Regions from separate parts of the Homo sapiens genome. Here region 2 is linked to region 1. Evidence: chromatin loops called from intact Hi-C (ENCODE). Cell type or tissue: GM12878. All regions are shown on one strand. Each heading gives the region's core, and the rest is flanking DNA. Links, peaks and the distances in the headings are about the cores only.

The links. Peaks named below come from ENCODE experiments on the same cell type or tissue, not always from the same donor. Only the 100,000 strongest peaks of a DNase experiment are listed, where the experiment ranks them.
Region 2: it touches region 1 in a loop (6-fold over the local background); 4 of 110 quality-filtered maps call a loop at or near these places.

Annotation. Positions count from the first base shown.
Region 1 is chr7:7,758,836-7,764,227 of GRCh38, forward strand. The region is part of intron 2 of UMAD1 (UBAP1-MVB12-associated (UMA) domain containing 1); the gene reads left to right. Among named protein-coding and RNA genes, the nearest start is that of RPA3, 43 kb to the left of the region's middle. In GM12878, for the core only: a CTCF peak has its summit at 2,625 (motif pointing left); DNase peaks (open chromatin) are centred at 2,643 and 3,648; H3K4me3 peaks cover 1,083 bases; H3K27ac peaks cover 1,220 bases.
Region 2 is chr7:7,816,829-7,822,220 of GRCh38, forward strand. All of the region lies in intron 3 of UMAD1 (UBAP1-MVB12-associated (UMA) domain containing 1), which reads left to right. Among named protein-coding and RNA genes, the nearest start is that of RPA3, 100 kb to the left of the region's middle. RefSeq lists enhancers at 376-465, 4,106-5,053. In GM12878, for the core only: no CTCF peak of the experiment used is centred there; DNase peaks (open chromatin) are centred at 2,843, 3,142 and 4,323; H3K27ac peaks cover 2,349 bases.

The sequences.
Region 1 (5,392 bases), core at 53-5,052:
TTTGTGGACACTCTCTCTCTCCCCACCCTGTTAGAGACAATACTGCCACACAAGTTTTTGTACATATCTTGCTTCACGGATCTTTGTAGCTTTGGTTTTGTTGTGTTTGTTTTTATACAGAAAATGAGTTCTTTGGGGACTAGTCAAATTCTGTGGGCCTCAGATTTTTCATCATAAGATTGAACTAGATCTTTTCTAGCTCAAAATTGCACTTCTTACATGGTTATTTAAACTGGATAGCTTGAATTACTGGCTTTTGTTGTTTGTGTTACCTCACAGGCCCATTAGTATATCTCTTCAGTAGATTATGCCGGATATGGATTTTACTCTGACATGAGAAACTTCCATTTGCAACATTTTTGAGGACAAAAGTGTATGTAGTGTTAGAAACTATCATTAAGCAGGACACAGGACACTAAACCTTCCTTCTCCCCAAGTTTGTTTATCTTTCCTGGACTCTACAGGAATTACAACTGCTATTAATTTAGAATAAACATATAAATAATATATTTTAAAGTATGTTGTCTACATGTGCTGGGTCACCTTCATCCGGCATCAGCCTGGACAGAGGACTCAGGCCCTCTACTTGATTCCATAAGAGTCCGGTTACATCGAGCATTTTGCGCCCTCTTTAAACTTGACTGAGAATTTACAAGGCCACGGGGCTTACAGCATTCTATTTTTCTTTTTGCCTTTCTCTCTTTTTTGCTTCGTACATAAATGAAAATCTAATGTAAAATTGTAAATGGGAAAAGTACTATCATGAAGAAAAAAGTACCAGGGAACCTGAAACGAGATTAAAACTGACTGAAAGGATCTAGGAAGGAGTCTTGGAGGAAGGGAAATTTAAGCTGGTCCTTTAGGGATGAAGACCTTAAAGGTGTATGACAATTAGACATGCTTGTAGGGAAGAAGGAGGAATGGAGATGCTTTCCAGGCAGAGGAAAGATATACGAGGGGAAAAAGTATAAGACCATGACATATTCAGGGAACAGTAAGAGAAGTGGCTCAGACTTTCTGGGAGACAGTCTGCCATATTATCCCCCTTCTTCCCTAACTTAGGCAGTGTTAAAACATGGCTGCATATTCTTTGACACTCTCCCATTGAAAAGTTGTGTCGACGCCCCCTCCTCTTGAATCTAGACGAGCTGATGACTGCCTCAGTCAATAGAATATGGCCAAAGAGACCCTGGCTTACAAGGGTCAGTTGCAAAAGGCCATGTGACTTCTGCTTTGTTTTCTGGAACACTTGCTCTTGGAGCCCGGAGCCACCATTTAAGAAGTCCAACCAGCTTGAGGCCATCATGCTGTAGAGGCATGTGTATAGATGATCTGGTTGACGTTCCCAGCTGAACCCAACTTTCTAGCCATTCTACCAAATGTGAGTGAAGTTGTCCTTCAACTGTTTTCTGACTACCAGTACCCTAGAGCAACCTCTAACATCACTACACAGAACAGAAGAAATGCTCAAGCTCTGCCCGAATTTTTGACTCACAGAGCTGTGAGATATAATACAAATAACCATCCTGGCTAACACGGTGAAACCCTGTCTCTACTAAAAATACAAAAAAATACAAAATAATAATAATAATAATAATAATAATAATAATAATAATAATTGTCTTGAGTTATAAGTAGTTTATTATACACCAATAGATAACTGGAATACCAACCAAAGCCAAAGTGAGGGGATTTTTCTTTAGATGCTTGCTGAAGACAATATTAAGTCATCCAAAAACCTCTCCCCAGAATATACTACTGAATGTAATTTAGCACTTATGGCAGGAAGACTGAGTTTGGATAGCATTCAAGGCAGAGGAAATGACATGAACAAAGATAGCAAGGCAGGGAAGGACAGGACATATGTAAGGTAGAGAGTAATTAGGTTCAGCTAGGAGTAGGGCACCTCCTGGGCACAGTGAAAGAATAGACTAAAAGAGAAGGTTAAGGACATGCTATGAAGGGCCTTGAATGTGAGATTGAAGAAAATAACAGTACCACTGAAGATTTTTTGAAAAGTTTTACTAGCAAAACAGCACTTTTGGGAATTTTTTCAAATGCTTGTGGGATGGACTGAAGTATGGAGAAATTAGGGGATCATTTTGGAAGCTATTGCAAGATACTATGTGAATCAGATCTGTGGTAGCTGCAGCCAGAATGAAGGCTGGAAAATAGATAGGAAATACTGTGGGCAGGACCACCACTGACCTGCTTAGTGCATTTTGTGAATTATGAAAAGGTCACCCCAGCTGGGCACGGTGGCTGACGCCTGTAATCCTAGTACTTTGGGAGGCCAAGGTGGGCAGATTGCTTGAGCCCAGGAATTCAAGTTCAGCTCAGACAACACGGTAAAACCCTGTCTCTACAAAATATACAAAAAATTAGCCAATATGGTGGTATGTGCCTGTGGTCCCAGCTACTCGGGAGGCTGATTTAGGAGACTCACCAGAGTCCAGGAGGTCAAGGATACAGTGAGCTGTGATCGTGTCACTGTACTCCATCCTGGGTGATAAAAGTGAGACCTAACTAAAAAAAAAAAAGTACCACTTCTTTAAGACATTTTACTTCCATCTGTTAGAAAATTGTTGTAATATGTTTATTAGAATAAGACACTTGACTGCCATCTGCTGGAAAATTATTAAAGATATGTCTTTGGTTTCAATGCTCCTCTCCTTTTCACATCCTTGTGCAGTACACAAATTTTGTGGGTGCGAGTAATAGGACTTGGTAACGGATCACATTTCTTATTAAAAGGAAAAGGAAGAAATCTCAAGTTTGGATGGTAGGGAGGTTAGTAGTGACATTAATAGAACTAGAACTTATTATTGGGGAATAGATTTATAAGGCAGAATCATTCTTTACATGGAAAGACACTCATCTTATTATTTATTGATCCCAATTGTTTGCATTTACTTAGTAAGAATTTTGATACCTTTTCTTCTAGAATCTCAGCTCTCCCCCCTTGTGACATCTGAGAATGTTGACCAGTTCCTCTTTTGTATTCCATACACCCCTCTCTTCTGTATCTTTTCTTTCTATTCTGAACGTTGCTTCTTATCCGTCTCCTTTGCAGGCCCTTTTCCCTCAGTTTCCATTCTTGTGCTTTTTTATACAGTGGGCGCTCAATAAATGTTTGTTTAATTGAATTGCATTGCTTTTGAAAGATCAGTTGCAGGTTTTTCAGGAGACTGATTCATAGGCAGTTAGGGACTAAGGGCGTGCCAGAATTCAGAAAGTAGAAACCTATCCTAAATACAGTTCCTTGTTTCGGGATGTATTTTTTACACAGTAGGTCACTCTTCCTTGGGGAATATCTGTACTGTTGATCCGTTCATCATTGTTCAGCAGTGGCAACACCAGGAGAACAAATTATTTACATTGGCTGTGTCATATGGGTGTGTCTAATTCGGAGAACTTTCAAACAAAATAATGAAGCTTCCCCAGCTTCTAACTTGGGAAGTATGAAAAGTTACTTAAAAAAAAATCTTGACTCTTGTTTAAGTACATCAGTGACTGATTAAGTCACAACACATTTTAATATTTTCATTCGAGGTTTCTTGCTAACATTCTTACCACCACTACCACTAACCCCACCCCATGTGTGTAAGTTACTTTTCCTTTCATTTTTCGTGGGTCTTGTGTGTTAAGGCAAAGTCAAGAACTTTGCTCTTCTGATAACTTAACATTGATTGTGTGACTGCTTTGTGCAAATTGCTATGGGATGCCTCATGGAAATTACAAAGGTTTCGTTTGCTTCTGCCCTTCAAGAGAGACTTGCTTAGTGGGAGAAGTAGATGCATATGCAACTGCTCCAGGGCAGGCGATGACAAGGATCATAATATAGTGCAGACAGAGACAGGATTCCCTGTCTTAGAGTGATATAAACATCACTCGAAGACTGAGTCACATATATGGACTTGCCATATTTCTTTCCTAAATTGCACACTTAACTCTTCACTTTCCTGGGCTGGATTAGAATTTGTTTTCGTCGAAGGCTTCATGAGTTGAAAGCACATTACATATATGTAAGATTTAATGGATTTAATTTAAAATGCATTGAATAACATTAATTTTAGCAGGTTTGATTGTTTTAAATGCTTTTAAGCCGGCACTCTTAAACGAAAATAGAGAATATCAGAGTGATATTAAATAAACAATGATATAAAACAGGAGTTTTATGTTTATGGAAACCTAGTATTTAGGAAATAAATATCCTGAAATTCTCTAGCCAAATTATATTTTTAAATGTTTTGAGCATAGGATACAAGTTATAAACAGCCTAGTAGGGAAAAATGTATATTACTGTCATAAACATAGGTAGTATTTAAAATATTAAATATGGATAATTGATATTTAATTGAAGTGCTTTTTATTTAATTAAAGCCAATGACATTTTAAAATTATTTCTTTATTAATTTTTCTTCAATTAAATTTTAGCCTGTATTTTAGATACAAGGGGTGCATGCGCAAGTTTGTTATATGGGACTATTGCATAATGCTAAGGTTTGGGGTATGGATCCCATCACCTGGGTAGTGACCCTAGTACTCAATAAGTGGTTCTTCAGCCCACATTCTCCTCCCTCCTCCACCCCCAGTAGACCACAGTGTCTGTCATTCCTGTGTTTATGTCCATGTGTGCTCAATGTTTAGCTCTCATTTATAAATGAGAACATGCAAAGCCAATGACATTTTTCCAGTCATTGGAGTAACAAAGACGTTTGAATTTTAAAAATTTAAATATATTTAAGATTGAAATTTAGGCCGGGCGTGGTGGCTTACGCCTGTAATCCCAGCACTTTGGGAGGCTGAGGCTGGCAGATCACCTGAGGTCAGGAGTTTGAGACCAGCCTGACCAACATGGAGAAACCCCATCTCTACTAAAACTGCAAAATTAGTTACAAAAATAGTAGAGTGATTTATGTAATAAGTAAACAGTTCAGGTTTACTTGACTTAATAGCATAATGATTTACAGCTTTTACTTAAATTCATTCTGAGATGAAATAATACAGCCTCTAGGAAGATACATTATCTGGTTTTCCTTTGCATTTTCATTAAAAATCTAAAATTGGAAATGAAGTATGTCAACTAGTTTTAGAAATGATAGTAAATTGGGAAGCATCTCAAATAGCAGTAGAAAAGAAGATACCAAAAAGGTTTAGAAATATCACAGGAAATAGTGAGATTCAGCCTAAGAAAATGCAAGCTAATACATGTAAGAGCAAATAATCTGAAATAGATATTTAATGAGAGACAATGCTTAGTAGTAGTGAAAGGGAGTCAGGTGCTATCAGACAGCAAAGCAGATATGAGGTTGCGGTGTGATACGGCAGTCACAGAGCTGTTGCCATCTGGGGGGTCATCTTGCAAGCTCATTACAATAAAGCAGGGAAG
Region 2 (5,392 bases), core at 291-5,290, 58 kb after region 1:
CACATGGATTATTACAAAGAGTTTTTGTAATAGCCCTTAATGCCCAGTCCTACTTTCATTCAATCCATTCACCCACAAATCTGACCATGTAGTTGCCTTACTTGATGGCATCAGAGGCTCTTCAGCTGCCTGTAGGATAAAATCCAGTAATTTGTGTCTACTGTGCATATATGGTCCTTCGTGGTCTGGTCCTGCTCCTCTGTGTAAACGTTCAGGTCTGTTCTGTGTCACCATACAGAGTTTCTTACCATTTCTTGAGTATATTCCTTTCTCTTGAAGTTTGTGCAATTTCTGTCACTTCTCTGAAGAACTTTATCCCATACGTCTTGTGTTCACTGAGCAAATTCCTGTTCATCCTTCAAACCCCTGCTCAAATATCTTTCATCTTCAATGCCATTTAGTCTCCCCTCTGGTCCCTTAACACCTTGTACATCTGACCAGGAGTGCCATGAAGTGGGGATTCGGGTTGACTCATCATTGTTCCCTGTGCGTGGCATGCATCAGCCACTCAATAAATATTTAATGTTTGATGTGTGCAGGAACAGTCAGACTAGACAAAAGACAGAAGAACTTGTTATCTAAGTATTACTCTTAACCATGAAAAGCTCTAACTTTGGATAACCTCCTTACCTTTCGGTGCTAGAGTAATGGGAATATATTTGAAACATTACTTCATCTCTCCGAAGTGAATTATTCTCACCAGGTTCTTAACAGTTTCTGTTAGTTTTTCAGGTTATGTTTAATAATTCCCATGATACCAGCTGAATGATGATTCTAATTCTCAAATCCTAAAGTGACTCTTGCCTCTCTTGTCCAATTTAACCTGCCACATTGATTTTTTATTTGTTATGTATTATGACTTTCCTCAAAACTTGGTTGTATTTTGGATTTTCTTTTCTGTATCTCATCCGTTTTTGCATCCGTTCCTGACTAAAGACACATTTTCAATGGTACTTTTTACCTTTTAGATGTTTCAGTATGTTCCCCCCACCCCCTTTTCTTTGAGACAAGGTCTCACTCTGTCACCTGGGCTGGAGTGCAGTGGCATGATGTCAGCTTACTGCAACCTGCACCTTCTGGGCTCATGTGATCTTCTCACCTCAGCCTCTCGAGTCACTGGGACTATAGGCATGTGACACCAGGCTCAGCTAATTTTCTTTTTAAACTTTCAGGTTCAGAGGTACATGCACAGGATGTGCAGGTTTGTTACATAGGTAAACATGTGTCATGGGGGTTTGCCATACAGATTATTTCACCCATGTATTAAGCCTAGTAGTACTTAGTTATTTTTTCTGCTTCTCTCCCTCCTCCCACCTTCCACCCTCTGATAAGACCCAGTTGTTCCCCTCTATGTGTCTGTGTTCTCATCATTTTAACACCCTCTTATAAGTGAGTACATGCTGTACTTGGTTTTCTGTTCCTGCATTAGTTTGCTAAGGATAAAGGCCTCCAGCTCCATCCATGTCCCTGCAAAGGATATGGTCTTGTTCTTTTTTATGGCTACATAGTATTCCATGGTTTATGTGTACCACGTGAACAGACACTTTGCAAAAGACATACACCTGTCCAACAATCATATGAAAAAAAGCTCAACATCACTGATCATCAGTGAAATGCAAATCAAAACCACAATGAGATACCGTCTCACATCAGTCAGAATGGCTATTAATAAAAAGTCAAAAAATAACAGATGCTGGCAAGGTTAAGGAGAAAAGAGAATGCTTATATACTGTTGGTGGGAGTGTAAATTAGTTCAACCATTGTGAAAGACAGTGGTGATTCCTCAAAGACCTAAAGACAGAAATACCATTTGACCCAGCAATACCTTTACTGTATATACCCAAAGGAATATAAATCATTCTATTATAAAGACACGTGCACACTTATGTTCATTGTAGCACTATTCACAATAGCAAAGACATGGAATCAACCTCCATGCCCATCAGTGAAAGGCTGGATAAAGAAAACATGCTAATTTTTGTATTTTTTGTAGAGACAGGGTTTTGCTATGTTGCCCATAGTTTTTCCTCTGTTTTTTTGAGACGGAGTCTTGCTCTGTTGCCCAGGCTAGAATGCCATAGCACAGTCTCTGCTCACTGCAGTCTCCACCTCCCAGGTCCAAGCGATTCTCCTGCCTCAGCCTCCCAAGTAGCTGGGATTGCAGATGCATGCCACAACACCCAGCTAATTTTTGTATTTTTAGTAGAGACGGGTTTTCACCATGTTGGCTAGGCTGGTCTCGAACTCCTGACCCCAGGTGATCCACCCACCTCAGCCTCCCAAAGTGCTGGGATTACAGGCATGAACCACCTTGCCCGGCCCTCTCCTCTTATTTTTAAGCAGTGATTCCTAAGGGTAAATTTGTGTATGATTTTTAGCCCCATAGTACAGGACCTTCTTGCACAAAAATTAGGAATTTGACAAAATAAGTAAATGACAAGCATCTGAAGATTTTCTTCAAACCATGAATATATTACTTCTCAAAATTTTAAGCCCCCATTTTTGATGTATCAAATAACATTCAGCAGTTGTTTATATTACGCTGTATCTGGTAAGTTGTAGGTAATTACTAGAAGAATATAAGATTCTTGAGAGCTGCATAAATGTGATTTCTGCAGGGTCTCTTTAGGTATGCTATGCTATACACACGCTGGGAGCCTGCAGAAATCACACATACACAAAAGGGCCACTGAATCAGATCTGAAAGAGGAGGGCCATTTTGAGTTGGATAAAGCTACGTGTATATTACTTGTTTTTTCCACGCCTGTTGACATGGAGAACCAAAACCGGTGTTTCGTGCTTTCAACAAAAATAGTTTTAGTTTTGCTCTGAAAGAAAAATGGGTTCACATTCTGAAAAAGGTGATTTTGTCACCAGAATATCTGATGAGTAAATCTGCATTTGCATTTTTATCATTGCCTAACTAAAACCTGTTCAGTTTGGTTAATAAATTATTAATACAGTTCTCTAACTTCTCATCCGGGTACACTGTTGAAATAGCAGACCATCCCATTTATTTCACCAAATATTTCTTATACACCTATTTTGGATGAGGCTCTGTTAAACTCTGTTCTCCATATCTGAAAATGTATGGGTTATTACTCTGCCAAAGATTTGTGGTTAAAAAAATTGTGTTAAGTTCTAAGACTCATCATATCAAGATCAAGCAAAACAATTGACCATGACTAACTTTGGGGTTGAAGGCTACAACTATGTCTTTTAGAGGTAGTTGTCACTCAGGCAAATTTTAGGGCATCACAGGGCTAAACATTAATTAACCAAATGAATCAGTTTTAACCACTGCTTTTCCTCAATTCAGTTAAGGGTTAAGGAGTTACTAATACAGAAAGATGGTGATACAGGAGAGTATGAGAATTATTGATTAAATTATAGATAAATTATAGACTAAAGCATAGTAATATGAGAATGTTTCATTTTCTGACGTATTTAACTTAATTACCTAATCTCATTAGAAGTGATTAAGATGAATACTCAGCTTGTATCTCAAGATCTTTTTAGGTATTGATTATAGCATCTATAAGTCCACTGACTTTTTGGTTTCTACATGCATTGCCTGGCAGTATCAGTCAGTTCACAATTCAAGTTGAAATTAAAATTTTCTAACAATAAATGAGAAACAAAAAGTAACATTTATTTTAAAATATTATGTCTTTTAAATTTTGAATATTCAGATTTGAGGATTGAATACTGGCACCTCTCTGTCACTTATGTTTTGCTAATGATCATCTATGCTTCAGCTCCTCAAAATGGCCTGTCAGGTGTCAGTTTAGCATGCGAGACTTTAAGCTGTCTTTTGTAGTTTCATAAGGGCCAAAGAGCTTGTTAGCCTGGAATTTAGTGTATTTTGGTACTCATTTGCTTTTAGTTATTCTTTTCTTGATTTTTTTTCAAACTCTTCTCATGAGGAAAATGTACAATTCCTACCAATTAGTCATAAGCCAGTTTGGATTTAGGAATTGCATAGTTTATTACTTTGAAATATTATTTTATTCAAATATTTAGCAAATAGTAAAGATGTGAATATTTCACTGAATGTTGGGTGATTTGGCTGATAATTAGATCCTCAGAGAAAAACTGAAACTCCTGAAGTTTGTTGCAGAATCTGAAAAGTAACCAGGAAAACAGTAGTTTAATATGTTAAGTACTAGTTATTAATGAAAATTAAGCGTGACTTTTTTAGGATTCAATTCCTGTTTTTAGTGGTATAGCTTTCTGGTATTTTGTAGCTTACTGTGTTCATGAACACAAAAGAACAAGTAACCTCACTAGTGGCTTGAGATCTGACTCGCAGGAAAACATTAGGTAGTAATTAAAACAAAGCTTTCCCCCCACCCCCAAGTTTGTGAAATTTTAAGCACACTGCCTAATGCAGTCACCACTTGCCGCTTGTGGCTATTGAGCACTTGAAATGTGACTAGTCTGTATTCAGATGTAAAATACATGCTGGGATTCAAAGACTTAGTATGAAAAAAAGGATTGTAAAATATCTGAATATTTTATATTAGTTACATGTTGCCATGATAATGTTTTTGATATATTGGATTTAAAAAAGAATATTAAAATTAATTTCACCTGTTTAACTTTCTTAATGTGGCTATCAAAAAATTTAAAATTATATGTGTTTCACCTCACTGATTTATTGGACAATGCCAGTCTAATAGATTTAAAAATTCTTAATATGTACAGTAAATATCAGATATTAAAAGCTTATATGATTTGGTTTTTAACCTCTGAACAGTCAATTCTTTGGAAATCTGAGAAGCCCAATTATTCTTTGGTCTCTTCAAGGGCTCCAGGTTGAAGCAGCTGTTCTTTGAAATTGCCAGTCCTGATTCAGTTGACTAATAGCAATCGATAGATACGGAAGGCTAAGTACTGCTTTGCGGTTGTGCAGCCAAATGAGTGAACTGTACCTACTGTTTCTCTCCTTTCTGCCTCTTCCCCTGATGGCTTTTATGTGGTTGTTAGTATTCAGTTGATGTTTATGGTAACATAAATCTAAATTGGTTTTCAGAGACCCAATTCATGTTTTACTATATCCCATAAATTATGTCATAAATTACCATGGCTGACCATCTTATTTACAACCCTTGAGTAATAATCTATCACTTATTATATTATTACATATTACTGTAATATTACATTAATATTACTTATTAGTAAACAAAAATGAGTTGTTGATGTGCTTTTGTATGATATCAGCCAAAGCAAAACCTACATATGGTAGGAACTGGAAAGCAAGCATTTATTAATAATCAGCCTCTCTTTTCCAGGGGGGTTTAGCTATTTACCTGTGAAAAGCTTGTGTACTTTATTTAAAATTTTTGATGTATGTATTGTTTGACAAAAACTTAAAGGGTTTGGGCGCACT